3 separate regions of the Homo sapiens genome follow, and regions 1 and 2 are each linked to region 3. The links are chromatin contacts, found by Hi-C or POLR2A ChIA-PET in ENCODE. All regions are on one chromosome and are shown on one strand. The core of a region is the stretch at or near the end of the contact, and the rest is flanking DNA. Distances in the headings are between cores, read along the strand shown.

Region 1 (4,299 bases), core at 311-2,810, 1.3 Mb before region 3:
CCAACCACCATTCCCTATTACCCACCTAATGTTCTGATTAGAATTCTTTTTTTCTGAGAGAGAGAGAGGGTCTTGCACTGTGGTCTAGGCTGGAGTACAGTGGTACAGTCTCAGCTCACTGCAGCCTGAACCTCCCAGGCTAAAGCAATCTTTCCACCTCAGCCTCCCAAGTAGCTAGAACTATAGGCATGCACTACCATGCATGGCTAACTTTTGTATTTTTTGAAAGACGTGGTTTCTCCACATAGCCCAGACTAATCTTGAACTCCGAAACTCAAGCAATCCACCCCCCTCAGCCTCCCAAAGTGCCAGGATTACAGGTATAAGCCATCACGCCTGGCCTGATTCGAATTCTTAAACACAACTTTGAAGGTGGCTCAAAAGTCTTCAGTTACACCCCACTGTTACCTTATAAAGTCCTAACTATAGCTTGCCATTGGAGACACCATGAAATTCCATCTTAATCTATTTCTCCCTCTAATATACGCCATAGCAAAATGGGTAACACTGCTCTCGACAGTATATCTGATGCTCAATTAGTAGTAGTAATAAAGGCTGCCAGTGTCAGAAGCACTTGACATGCAGTGTCTCATTAATTCCTCACCACACCCCTGTGAGTAGACAAGATGTGACAAGATGTGTAGTTGCACAGGGCCCTGTGCTCAGAAGGCTGTGCTCCCATGCCTGGTTTAATGCTCTGCTCTCACTGTGTGGAAATTGTTAAAGCTTTTTCAACTCGGGGCCTCACATTGTCATTCTGTTCAGGGCCCTGCAAACTATGTAGCCAGTCCTGGAAGCAGCTGCTATTATTACCCCCATTTTACAGATGTGAAAACCAAGGCCACACAACTAATGAGCCCAAGACTCTTGTCAATACCCGTATTGTGCCAAGGGTGGCAGACCCACACTCTGGGCTTACTGTGTGCCATCTACTGTGCTCCCTCCCTTCCTCCACATCCCCATGTTGCCAGAGCGAGTGGCATTTCCTGTCCTTGAGGTTAAATGACTTTCTCACAAGTTTGCCTGACTTCAAGCCCAGTGCCCTTCCTGCTACACTGATCCAAATAAAACGGTGCCTGCCCCCCAACCCCCAATTCCAAAGCCAGGCCTGGTGTCTGGCGAGACCTGAACAGGGGGCAGAATCTCTGCGGAGACCTCTAAAAATAAAGCCCGCCTGCAACTGTGTTCTGAGACCTGAAGCTTCCTTCTTCCTCTTAAAAGCTGTTCCCATCTCTGAAAGCAGCTTCTCACCATGGGCTGTGGCTGCTGCTTTTCCCGCACTGCAAGGGAGAAACGGAACAGATTGCAGGAGCAATTAAACCATCACATGGAAAGCCCAGAGAGATTGGGGAGAGGGGAGGAGATGCTGTTTCTTAATGGCCTGCCTCTATATTTAGCCTGAAATACCTCAATCTCTGACCCTTCCAGGGAGCAGGTAGAGGTGAGAGTGAAGTTGGGGGCTTCAGCTCCGTTGGGCTTCTGGGTCAGGAAGCGCCCATCTGCCAGTGTGCGGCCCCATTACCGCCATGCCTTACAGGGACTCACCATATGGCAGGACAGGAAACCCCAATCATCAAACAAGCAGTGAAACCACAGCACAGCCTGTCTAGGTGGAATTTGGCAAGATGACTCAGCAAAGATGTCAAGTCAACAACAGGGAGCTGGCCTGCCCCACAGGATGCCAACTTCCCCAAGGGGACAGGGGGCTTGTGACAGGTGGTGAAGGGTGGTCAGCCTTTAGTTTCAGCCCCAGTTACAGAAGAGCCTCCATTCCTCTCCCTTGCTGCATCCTGAGTCAGACAATGTGTGTGGGGCGGATGGCAGTGAGTTTTAAAAAAACACAGAGGCCCGGGCCCAGTGCTAAAGACAGTAATTGATTCTGGAGTGGGGTTCAGACGTCTGTATTTGCATAAGACTCTCCAGGTAATTACAAGCATGGCCCGTTGAGAAACAACCAGTAGTAAGATTAGGCATAAGATGCATTTGACTTTATATTCTAGTTTTGGTCCCTCGCTTCTTGGGGGACTTTGAAGAAGTGTATGTTTATCTCAGAGCCTCAGTTTCCCCTTCTCTATATGAGTATGAAATTCTCAATTTCTGGTACATAGCCAATGCTCAGTAAATGTTGTGGGCTGACAAAATGAATGAATGAATGGAGGATGTAAGCAAATGAGTAAACACATAACCTAGCACAGACGATGTTGGTTCCTGCAGGCACAAGGATATGGCTGCTTCTCTTGGGCTGGGCTGTCTCACAAGCAGGCTCAGTCACAAGGAATGAAGTAGTCTATCTGCAAGGTGGTCCCAAGTGACATCAGCAGAGGATCTGGGGAACAAGAAAGGGGAAGGCAGGAAGCAATGCAGGGTGCATTAATGAGCCCATTACTATTGTGGACAATTGAGGCTCCGTCCCACTGGGGTCTCTGGGCGACAATGTGAACATGCTGCAGAGTTGTCTCACCCGAGGGACGGGAGCTGTACCTATTCTCCAGCTCCCATCATCAATGACAGAGGGCCATTCCTGGGGGCAGGAACTCCAGGGCACTTCTGCTCTGTCCTGCTTGTGGGCTGAGAAAAAGCCCTGGGGCAGAGAAGTGGAGAGTCCCAGGTGCTTGTTGTAGAATGTCATCGGCAGCTACTGCCATGGTGAGTGCCAAGGGGATACAGGTGAGGCACCAACAGCACCTGCCTCGCTAGGCCTCCGATATGTAACTTTCCACTCTGGGCTAGGGGTCTGGGGGAAGAGGGAAAGGAAAGGCCCACTCATGGTCCAAGCTGTCTTACACCACACAGCTGCCGGTACCATTAGGATCTAGCAATGCAAAGTCTTGTTTATCTCAACGTGCCTATTTCCTCGGCAGTTCTGAGGCTAGCAGTGTTTCTCAGTCTCTGAACTATTGACATTTTGGGCTCATTAATTCTTTGTTGTAGGGAGCTGCTCTGTGGATTGTAGGATGCTAAGCAGCGTCCCTGGCCTCTACCCACTAGATGCCAGTAGCACCTTTCATTATGACAACAAAACTTGTTTCCAGACATTATCAAATGTCCCCTGGGTGGCAAAGTTGCCCCCAGGTGAGAACCAGTGGGGTAGTTGGATACCTTTCCTCATTCTCGAAGCCCAGGCAGCACCCCACTTAAACTTCTGGAGCTGTGGATGCATCTTGACCAGGCCACGCTCTCCTTGGTCTCTGCCTAGTGGGATGCTGCACTTGGAACACATCCCAGAGACAGGCAGTGCCCACACCCAGCTGTGAAACACACTGCTCCCCTGCTGAGCCAAGCCCTGATCTATGGGCAGAGGAAGTTAAGCAGCAGCCGTGGCATCACAGTTGGACTATGGGAACCGCAAAAGACAGGGAAGTTAGGCAGCTTTGGCTCCAGCGGCCTCCACTCCAACCTGGGTCCCAGAGGCCAAGGAGGAGGATTTATCAGACCAGCCCCTAACACAGACCCAGGGAGATTTAAGGCTAACTCAACAAGGAGTTTTTGTGAAGAGTTGTAAGCACTCATTGAGGCTATGCAATTATCCTAAGAAATGCGGTGAGCACACGCAGAGCCAGCAGGGAAAGGTGTCCAGGCTGACTCCAAACTACTTGCTTTCATCATTAACCCTGGTGGCATCTGGTGAAAGGTGGGGGTGAAGTGGGGGCTGAGAAATCTTCCCCCAACAGGCAAGGGGAGATGCTCAGAACAAACCCAGGTGTCTGAGTCACTCGTGCTGACAGCAGATTCATCGCCCTTCAGTCCTGCAAAAGAGGTAGCCAGCCTGCCTTTGCTATACCTATCATCCATCAAATCTGAGAAGCCAAACTTGGGCGTAACAGGGTTGCATTTCTCCTCTGGGCTGCTTCCTCCACTCCCATTTCTTTATGCTTCCCTCCAGGATGCGTGTGCAATGCGCACACCACTCAAAGGGCACACAGTGGCACGCAGTCCTCCAGCAGAAATGATTCACAGCCAAATACAGAAGCCGGCTGAGCACAGAATCCAAAGACAGTGGGGCTCCAAGCCGGCTGTGCTAGCGGCACACCAGCTCTCCTGCCTTCGTTTCCTGGGTTGTCAGTGCAGTAGCCTACCTGGTCAAAACACGATAAAACACCAAGCAGAAGCAGAGAAACCTCTGTTCTCTGGCCTGGCCCCTGCTGCAACCTTCAGAAGGCTTGAGAGAATATTTGGCACCTGGAGAAGAGCAACGGCAAGTCTAAAGGCAACCAGGAGAACATTTCACACATATGCACACACACAAATGCATACACAAACATACGCTCACACACCAGCTCCTGAAAGTGACAGTTTGTG
Region 2 (4,711 bases), core at 618-3,117, 1.3 Mb after region 3:
TCTCTAAAAATGTCCAAATTTTGGCTATGTATATGAACATCATACATACGTATTAGATTCAAGCTAATACTCACTCTTCTACTCTGCTAACATGGCCAGAAGACATAAAAAAAATTTTTTTTTGAGACGTAGTTTCACTCGTCGCCCAGGCCGGAGCACAATGGCGCGATCTCGGATCATTGCAACCTCTGCCTCCCGGGTTCAAGCGATTCTCTTGCCTCAGCCTCCCGAGTAGCTGGGATAACAGGCGTGCGCCACCACGCTCGGCTAATTTTGTATTTTTAGTAGAGACTGGGTTTCACCATGTTGGTCAGGCCAGTCTCGAACTCCTGACCTCAAGTAATCCACCCACCTCGCCTCCTAAAGTGCTGGGATTACCGGCGTGAGCCATGACCCCGGCCCAGAAGACATAAATATTTGCCGGGTAATGACACCTTCGGGAATGAACAATGGTTCTTCGTTTATTATGTCACCGACCCTAACAATGACCACACAATGTACTAAGTCAACATGGCTAAGGGTGCACTATGGGTTATTTGTTGTGAATCTCTAAGACTCCATGTGATAACCAAAATACTTTATTTTGTTTTGAGATGGAGTTTCGCTCTTGTTGCCCAGGCTGCAGTGCAATGGCGCGATCTGGGCTCACTGCAACCTCCGCCTCCCGGGTTCAAGTGATTGTCCCGTCTCAGCCTCCCTAGTAGCTGGGATTACAGGTACATGCCACCACGCCCGGCTAATTTTTGTATTTTTAGTAGAGACGGGGGTTTCATCATATTGGTCAGGCTGGTCTCAAACTCCTGACCCTCAGGTGATCCACCCACCTCGGCCTCCCAAAGTGCTGGGATTACAGGCGTGAGCCACCATGCCCGACCCAAAATACTTTTTTTAAAGGTATCACAGCTCCAGGAAATAGAGCAGTAAATTGATCTGTCCTTCAGATCACCAGGACTTTCATAGGCTAAATATCTTCACAACAGACCTCCAAAACCTTCAAGGTCAGAACTGAACACACGGTGGCGAGAGGAACTGTCTTCACAGCAGCTCTGCTTCCTCGGAGACGGCCAGAGGGAAAGGCCGTTGGCCAGTGCCAGTACTTCGCCCAAGGGAGTACCTGCTCACATTAACCCAGCCCAAGAAGTTCCTTTGGCCAAGACGCACACACACACACCACTGTCCGGTTTTCTATTTCCTTCCAGTGTAACGACAACCACAAGCTATCAGCACTTCACTATTTGCTGTCCCCTCAGCGGGATCGGGATGCAGCTACGCAGCGGGCCCCTGGCGAGCCGCGGTGTCAGGGCCCTTTTCTCCTCTTCCCACCGTGGGAAGCGAATTCAGTGGCGTCAAGGGCCAAGAGCCAGACCTGAGTTTGTCTCTCACCCCCCGATGCTCGTCTCCCTTTTCTCACTGCCTTCCGCCCCCTCTGATCTCGACTTCTCGCAACCTATCCAGGTCCTCTCTGGGCCTCTGCCCTGAGTCAGCCCCGAATCAGACGGGCTTGACTCGCTGAAAGAATTCCCCTTTGAGAGGAGGCAGATTCCCCTCTACATAGACGACACCCTGACGTCGAGGGGCTTGCCCCTCGTCCGTGGGGAAGCCTTCCCGGCCCGCGGCTGGGGCCTGAGGTTGGGCCGATCACCCCTCCTACCAGTCCTAGTTCGGGTCTAGCGGAATGGCTGGGCTCCGAGAAGGGCGCCGGGCCCACGGGCGGGACGGCCAGGGCGGCCCCGCACCCTCTGGGCGCAAATTTCTCCAGCGGGGTCCCCAGCGCGGCCAGCCCCAGTCTCGCGAGAGGACGTGGGTCCCGCCCGGCGCCCGACCCCGCCCGGCCCCACCTTCCCCTCGTCCCCCGCCCTCCTTCTTCCACTCCCCGCGGCGCGAGCGGCTGACTGCCCGTAGAGGAAACGACATTCGGAGCTGCGCTCCCGCCCACGCCGGCCCTGACGCGGGCCTCGTCAGCCAGTAACAGGGAGCAGAGGTGGGAGTTAGCGAGGCGACCACGAAAACGGTGAAGGTCGGAACCGACAGCCTCCTCCGAGAAGGGTGAGGAAAGGGTCTGAGCCTCCCCGTTCCCTGGACTCCGCAGAGCCGCTGCGGGGTCGATCCCTCCCAGGGGCGGGGTCGCGCTGGGCAACTGCAGTCCTGGGGCCGACTGGGCGGGGTGCGCCCAGAAGCGGGGAGAAGGGGTCAGTTGGGGGCAGAGGGCACCCGGGCGGCGGGCGGCGGGGAACAGGCTGCGGGGCCCAGGCCAGGGGTGGGGTCCTGGGGCCGGGACTCCTGCAGCGGGCGGGGAAGCCCCCGGCAGGCCGGTCCCTTCCGCCTCTCCTTTGGACCCTGACTGGAGGCCGGCGGGCGGGCGGGCGGGCGGGAGAGAGGGAGGGAGCGCGGCGCGAGGGGGGCGGGTCCCGGCGGCGCTGGGCGCTGATTGGCTGAGCGTGTGTGGAATCGGGTGATGGGAAACGCAGCCCGGCTCTCCCGTACCCTCCCGCTCCGCTCCCTGCCCCCCGTGGCGAATGTGCTGCGCAGCGGCGGGTGCTTACGCTCGCGGGGTTTGGCTGTTGCAGGCAGGAGCTGGGAGGAGGCGGCAGCGGCGGCGGCAGAAACAGCAGCGGCGGCGGCGGCGGCAGCTGGGAGGAGGTGGTGACGGTGGCAACGGCAGCGTCGGGGACGATGGCGCGACTCGTGGCAGTGTGCAGGGACGGGGAGGAGGAGTTCCCCTTCGAGAGGAGGCAGATTCCCCTCTACATAGACGACACCCTGACGGTGAGCGGGCCGGGCCGGGCTGGGCCCGCCGCTCCCCTGGCAGCTGTTTCCCCTCCTCCCCCTCCCCCAGGCCGAGCGCTGCGCACTGGAGAAAGAGTGTGTTGCAACTCCTAGGCGAGGCCTTCTCTTCAGCAGGCCCCACAAACTCGCCTTTGCAGTGGGTGGCTCGGTAACCTCTGTCGGCCCCAAGCCCAGAGCTCCGTACGCACTCCCTCTCTCCAGATTTTCCTTCTTTTGGAACCTTATTCCTTGACCCTTTCCCTTTAGGAGACGCTGCTTTTGTCAAAGCACACATCTCAGAGAGGGGTTGAAGGATCTTGGGCGTTTAGGGCCTACCCCATACAGAAACCACCTACCCTCGGGGAGGCTTAATTACCTGGTAATGTCGCAGCTGCACTGCTACCTGTGTATTTTCTGTTTTAATACTGGTAGCTCTCACCACATAAGCTTAATTACTGGGGGCAGAGTGACATGCTCGTGCACAGTCAAGATTCCACTAAAATGGTTTGATTTCGTTGTAAATAGTCTCGTATTGCCTAATGCATTAAAACTCTTGAAATGATTGTATTGCTAGGCCCTTTCTTCAAAACGGGCTTTCTTCGCATTATTTAGTTTACAGGTGGACTTTTTTTTTTTTAAAGGAAGCCAAATTATTGAATGTGTAAGAGTACTATAAAAAGCTGATTGCTCATCTTGAGTGTCAAGACCCAGTTCCGGGTACTTTATTCTTTAGATTTGGTAGTGTAGCATTATCGACCCTCTGCCCTATGTTGCTGTACTGTTTCCTTTAAAAGGAAATGGCTGAAATTTGAATTGAATCTGAACAGGAAATGAGTGCAGTTGCTTGCCACTTAAGAAATGAAATTAACCTTTTCCGAATATCTTTTGAAATCTGCGTTTTGATGATGCTGAAGCTTTGGATTATACATTTGCTTATTTCGATAAGGTGCACCTAAGTCTCTTCATCTCATCAGTATTCTTTTGCTATCAAAGGCAGTTGATCAGTTTTGTTCCTCAATATTTTTTTTTGCAAATATCTACCGAAGTTTTTTCAAATTTTATGTAAAATGCAAGTCATTGTAGAGATGCCAGTCTATGCCTTTATGCTTGCCAGTCTCAATTAAGACTTGATTGAGCTGCAGTACTTTAAAAAGGATTAGAAGAGCTATTGAATGACTTAATTTATTAGAAGTTTTTAAGTGACAGCATTTCTAATTATTCAAGTGCATTTATTTTTCATGAAAAAAGGTAGAATGATTTGTTCTGACATAAAGTAAATAGTGTTGATGCATTAGAAATTGTGTGTCTTGATTATGATTTCTGTACTTTTTGCATTAGAAGTATAATGGACTTGTATTTTTAAATAGTTGAAACTAGCACTGTGATCATATTAAATAATGCATTTCTCAGTTTGGACTTCAGATAGGGATTCATTTGTTGATATTTTCTTTCTTCTCTCCCCTGCTAACATAAACACTTTTCTGAAGCATATAGTTATGATATCAGCCTTTAAGGTTTATTGTCCCACAATGGCTGTGGAGTTAAAAAAAAAAATTCAGTGAGTTTGGATATAAGATTATTATTTAATGAATAATCATAACATAGGAAAACATATCAAAACATAGGGAAAACCAACATAAATAGTCTTCAAAAGACACTAGTTCTTGGTATATTCACATAACCACCTTTGTGAATGCAGCACATTAATACATCTGTCATATAGCACTTTAAAATGGCCAACTTTTTAAGTGCTTTTATACTGTATTCTCTCCACAATGATGTGACTTTCCAAAATTTTCCACTGAAAAAGATGTAACCTTGCAATGTGGTTTAGTATGGAACTTACTTTGCACTGTATCTGGCGGTTGAATTTTGCTTTTATTGTACTGTGGACTTGTGACTAAGGCAAATAAAACTTAAGCTCACTTAATTTAAATATCTCAAA
Region 3 (4,366 bases), core at 1,867-4,366:
CGTAAATATTGCATTAACCAAGTGTGTGTATGAGAGAGAGAGAGAGAGGAGAGAGAGAGAAGAGAGAGAGAGAGAGAGAATGAGCAGTTATGGCTCTTGGCATTTTTTACTGGACAAGGCAAACCTAAAGATTTTACTTTTAAACTTGAATTAATGCTGAGAGTAAGTCACATCTGCCCTCACTTCCCTCCCACTCCACACAAACATGCATACCACTGGAAAGGCAACATTTTATCAAAGGCATTTGGCGTTTTTCCTCTCTTATGACCCTCTAGAAGCTTGAGAATGTGGGAGAGAAGGGCTGGAACCAGAAATGGAGAAGTAGTGCTGGAACAATAATGACCTGAAAGCCAGTGGAACTGAGGTCTCCTGCAGGAACTTTTGGGGAGGCCTGGATACTTTGGAGACCAATGGGTATGGATGGAAAGAAGAGCAGAAATGATTCAGCTCATAAAGCAGTGAAAAGGAATGATCTAAGTACATGAACAAATCTTTAAAGCAAAATGTTAAAGTGTGGGAGCAAGTTCTACAGAACACATACAATATGATACTTTTTTTTTTTTTTTTAAAGAGACAGGGTCTCACTCTATTGCCCATGCAGGGGTGCAGTGGCACAATCAGAGCTCATAGCATCCTTCAACTCCTGGGCTCAAGCCATCTTCCCACTTCAGCCTCCTGAGTAGCTGGGACTTCATAGGCAGGCACCACCACACCCAGCTAATTTAAAACAATTTTTTTGGCTGGGCGCGGGGGCTCACACCTGTAATTCCAGCACTTTGGAAAGCCGAGGCAGGCAGATCATGAGGTCAAGAGTTCGTAGACCAGCATGGCCAATATGGTGAAACCTTGTCTCTACTAAAAATACAAAAATCAGCTGGGCGTGGTGGGATGTGCCTGTAGTCCCAGCTACTTGGGAGGCCAAGGCAGGAGAATTGCTTGAACCCCGGAGGCCGACATTGCAGCAAGCCGAGATTGCGCCACTGCACTCCAGCCTGAGTGACACAGCAAGACTCCGTCTCAAACAAACAAACAAACAAACAAACAATTTTTTTTTTTTAGAGATAGGGTCTTGCTATGTTGCCCAGGCTGGTCTCAAACTCTGGGCCTCAAGCCGTCTTCCCTCTCAGCCTTCCAAAGTGCTGGAATTACAGTCGTGAGTAACTGCACCTGGCCAACATGATGCCATTTACATGCAGCTTAAACGCATATACATGTGTTGAATCAGTGTCATGTGTTGATGAGGGACATAAACACATTTACTAAAAGTATAAACAGTTGCATGGGAATTAGTAACTTTAAATTCATAAAATTGTACTGGCTATCAGGTGAGTAGGGGACAAGTGGAATGAGGGAATGAGACCAGCTGGGTACCCAAATATTGCTAATGTTATTGCTTAAGCTGTGTGGTGAATACACAGGTGTTCAATTTACTATTATTTCGCACTTTCCGTGTACTTTAGCTATTTGACAATACATTTAAAAATCGAAAACTTATCCCATAATCCCAGGCTCCAGAGGTGATAGTAGGTGGTGTTTTCCAGACCTTTCCCGCTGCCTTGATTTTCTGTTAACTGGCCACCATCCTTGTCTCCTCGCGCTGCCGGTCGCTGCAGAACCCCTGCGCGGAGGGACTGCCAGTTCCCAGGAAGGTGCAGGACAGCTGGAGCCTCTTCTTCTCTGGGCAGGGATTTAAATGTTCTTGGGTAGCCTCGCCAGAGACCTGTGCGGCCCTACAGTGACCTTCTTTCCAGCCACTTTCCCATGAGCTCAAAGCTTTGGATTCTGTCACTTGCAAAGGGTCAGGCCTGATCCCTTGCGGGTTCTTGAGAAGTGAGTAAGACTTCCAGCGCCCCGGCCCAGACTGCGACGACCCAGACTGCGACGACCCAGTCTGCGCCTGGCGCAGGCTCCATAGACGGCTTTTCTTCAGCTCTGTCCACTGAGACCTCGAGCCCTTGAGCAGAAGATGGGAGAGAGAGGGTCTTGCTGGGCGGGCTCCAGAAGTCCTCCTGGCTCTGGGCGCAGGAGTTGGAAGAGAAGAGATAGAGAAACATCTACTCACCAGAATTGTAAACTGGAAGAAGGGTAGAGGAAAGGTGCCTAGAGAGGGCAGCTGGAATCAGGATTGGGCTGAATATTTTAGGAGTCCCCAAGTGCTACTTCTATCCGCTGGGAGCACGGGTTCGAATCTGCCCCCAGGCAGCCCGCTCCTGGTTCTCTTGTCCCCCTGTGCTGCGGCGGGGCCCACTTCGGCCCTCGGGTTCCCCGCACAGGCCACACAGGGCAGCAGCGCGCGCCGTACCCACGGGCAGTTCGAGAGGGCCGCGCGTGGCGGAGCCAGGCCCTTCGCCAGCGCCCAGTACAAATTTAGTACTAGAATTAAGAGAAACACACTGAAATCTGACAGCCCCGCCTAAGACCCGGGCGTGAGGAAGTCTGCGGTGGGTGATGAATACAAAGAACAGTTTCTCTTTCCTGTCAGTAAAACGCTGTTTCCAGAGCCTGCCAGGTTTCGCCCCAGTGGCCACACCTATGCCTGGCAGGTGCTGGTCCGAGCCCCTAGCGCCAGCAAAAGAAAGGAGGCGGACGCAACATTCTCGAATTACTAGGAGAAGGAGGGAGGCTTTCCCTTCCCCCCAGTGCCCCATGTACCAACGCGTCTCGCCATACCCCTTGCCCCTCTTCCAGCAGCTGACGGAGTAATTCGAGTAGGAATCGAAAGATTTGGAGGCGCCGGGGGAGAAACCTGCGGAGCGCTCTCCGAGCCTGTGGCGTCCCAGGAAGACTCCGAGCGGGGCCAGGGAAGTTCTCTGGAGGACATGGGGTGGATACCCAGGTCTCCTTCCCTGGGTGAAATAAGAACTGAAAATCTAAAAATAAAATAAATAAAATAAAATAGAAAACACAGAGAAGCAACAAAAAAGCGCTTCCCCTCCTCAGTTCTCCCCAGTCCACCCAAGGTTTACCAAGACTGTTGTAGTTGCAAGAGTGGGCTTCCGGCTCCACGTAACGATGCGATTGGGCTGTACCTCTGTCTGTCTCCTGCGCGATGTCCCGCCCCGGGAGGTGTCACGGAACTCAGCTGATATAAGCCCGGGATCCCGCCGGGTCAGGTTCTCTGCTCTGGACTTGGGAGGCTCCGTTGCCTGCTCCCGGAGGGAGACGCGCTGCCGAGGAGAACCCAGCGGGTAATGAATCCCCCGCGCTTCTTTGCCCAGGCCTTCCCCAAACCTCCCCCCGGTCTGCGCGGGTTCTCCTATTGGGCTGTGGTGAAGACAAGGTGCGGCGACTGCAGCTCCCCAGGTCTGGGCGCTGCCGGGAGAGAGTCTTTCCCGCTGGGGAGATTTAGTTTGTTGACTCAGGAGCACCTCCAACGACAGCTAGTGGCAGAGGACCCGGGAGCTGGGAGGTTCGGAACGCGGGGCGAGCTGGGGAGGAGGGAGAGGCGCCGACCCAGCGCAGCCTACATCTTAGCAAACCAAACCTGGCAACATTTCCCCACGGTTCAGGAGCACGAAGGACTTAAGGGAAAACGACGAAATCGGGGCTCCCGAGGATGAAGTTAAATGGGTTGTGGCCTGGGGACAAATAGGGCCAATGTCCAGTCTATTACAAGAGGCTTTGTTCCAGAGGCTTGCCTATAAGCCCCTGGCTTGGAACGTCAGTCTTCAAACTGTAACAACAGGGGCAGGCTACTAGGGTAGCCCACAAAGCCCTGTATCCCCCATACAGTGACTAACTAGAGCCCTAGTTGGTCATATCCGCAGTGGCTGAGACTGCGGTGTGATTCCGTTTCCCTCTTGCATGTGTCCCGGGAGCCCGAGTTGTCGAAGCCCAAATTCAGGCTCAGGAACCTGATGTGCTGTTGATGCCAAACACTGACACACAGATGCTTGGAGACAGAGGAAGATTTATTCCATTTGGCCAAAGCGAGAAGGCAAGAGGTCAAGATCTCTCAAATCCACCCTAACAAAAAGAAGTAGTGGGGAGTTTTTATGAGACCAGGAAGTAAGGGAGGGGGAATTTCAGGGAACCTCGGGGAAAAGTCTTTCTTCGTCTCAGATTACATCTTGAACCACCAGACTTCTGGGCGTCAGCAGCTGGTCACAATGCCCTTAAAGGCATTCATTCCTTCTGCAAAATTTTTTTCTTGACTCTGAAGCTATATCCTCCTGCTTGACAAAGAAACGGTGCATCAGCAGTTTATAATTATATTGCTAGAAAAAGGAATATTGGGCAAAAAGTGGGTAGTTAACATATGCAAATAAGCAAGGGCCTCATCGGAATTTTCATGGTTTCATCACTAAAAATGTTGGGGTGCTGAAATCTTGAGGGGCTCGGTTGCACCAGAAGGGGATCCTTTGTC

The links. Hi-C counts contacts between places; a loop is a spot of excess contacts on that map. ChIA-PET counts read pairs that join two places held with the same protein, here RNA polymerase II (POLR2A). Pooled maps may share reads with other maps.
Region 1: a pooled map shows a loop between it and region 3 (12-fold over the local background). The contact joins the enhancer-like site here to the promoter of SLFN5 in region 3. A Hi-C loop is called at or near these places in 5 of 37 single-sample maps with no recorded cell type and 6 of 50 pooled maps.
Region 2: a map of gastrocnemius medialis shows a loop between it and region 3 (12-fold over the local background). The contact joins the promoter of GGNBP2 here to the promoter of SLFN5 in region 3. A Hi-C loop is called at or near these places in 2 of 168 maps with a recorded cell type or tissue (gastrocnemius medialis and sigmoid colon), 4 of 37 single-sample maps with no recorded cell type and 17 of 50 pooled maps. POLR2A ChIA-PET finds 5 or more read pairs at or near these places in 2 of 52 experiments (HepG2 and RWPE1).

What each region holds. Positions count from the first base shown.
Region 1 is chr17:33,967,193-33,971,491 of GRCh38, forward strand. The region is part of intron 1 of LOC107985038 (a long non-coding RNA gene); the gene reads right to left. It also overlaps a transcript of ASIC2 not described here. Among named protein-coding and RNA genes, the nearest start is that of LINC01989, 210 kb to the right of the region's middle. RefSeq lists enhancers at 882-951, 972-1,041, 1,052-1,101. Within about 2 kb of position 1,561, at least 2 of the 41 ENCODE cell types and tissues checked have a DNase peak (open chromatin) inside an H3K27ac peak, as active enhancers do.
Region 2 is chr17:36,543,052-36,547,762 of GRCh38, forward strand. It overlaps GGNBP2 (gametogenetin binding protein 2), which reads left to right and starts at 1,868. Exons shown (of 14, transcript NM_024835.5): 1 at 1,868-2,046; 2 at 2,568-2,766. The coding sequence starts at 2,674. It also overlaps a transcript of MYO19 not described here.
Region 3 is chr17:35,239,956-35,244,321 of GRCh38, forward strand. It overlaps SLFN5 (schlafen family member 5), which reads left to right and starts at 3,117. Exons shown (of 5, transcript NM_144975.4): 1 at 3,117-3,188. It overlaps LOC105371932, which reads right to left and starts at 4,196. Exons shown (of 4, transcript XM_047437262.1): 1 at 4,156-4,196; 2 at 2,967-3,264; 3 at 2,671-2,870; 4 at 88-2,015. The coding sequence starts at 4,196. The coding sequence ends at 1,568. RefSeq lists enhancers at 2,869-2,928, 3,449-3,558, 3,532-4,160.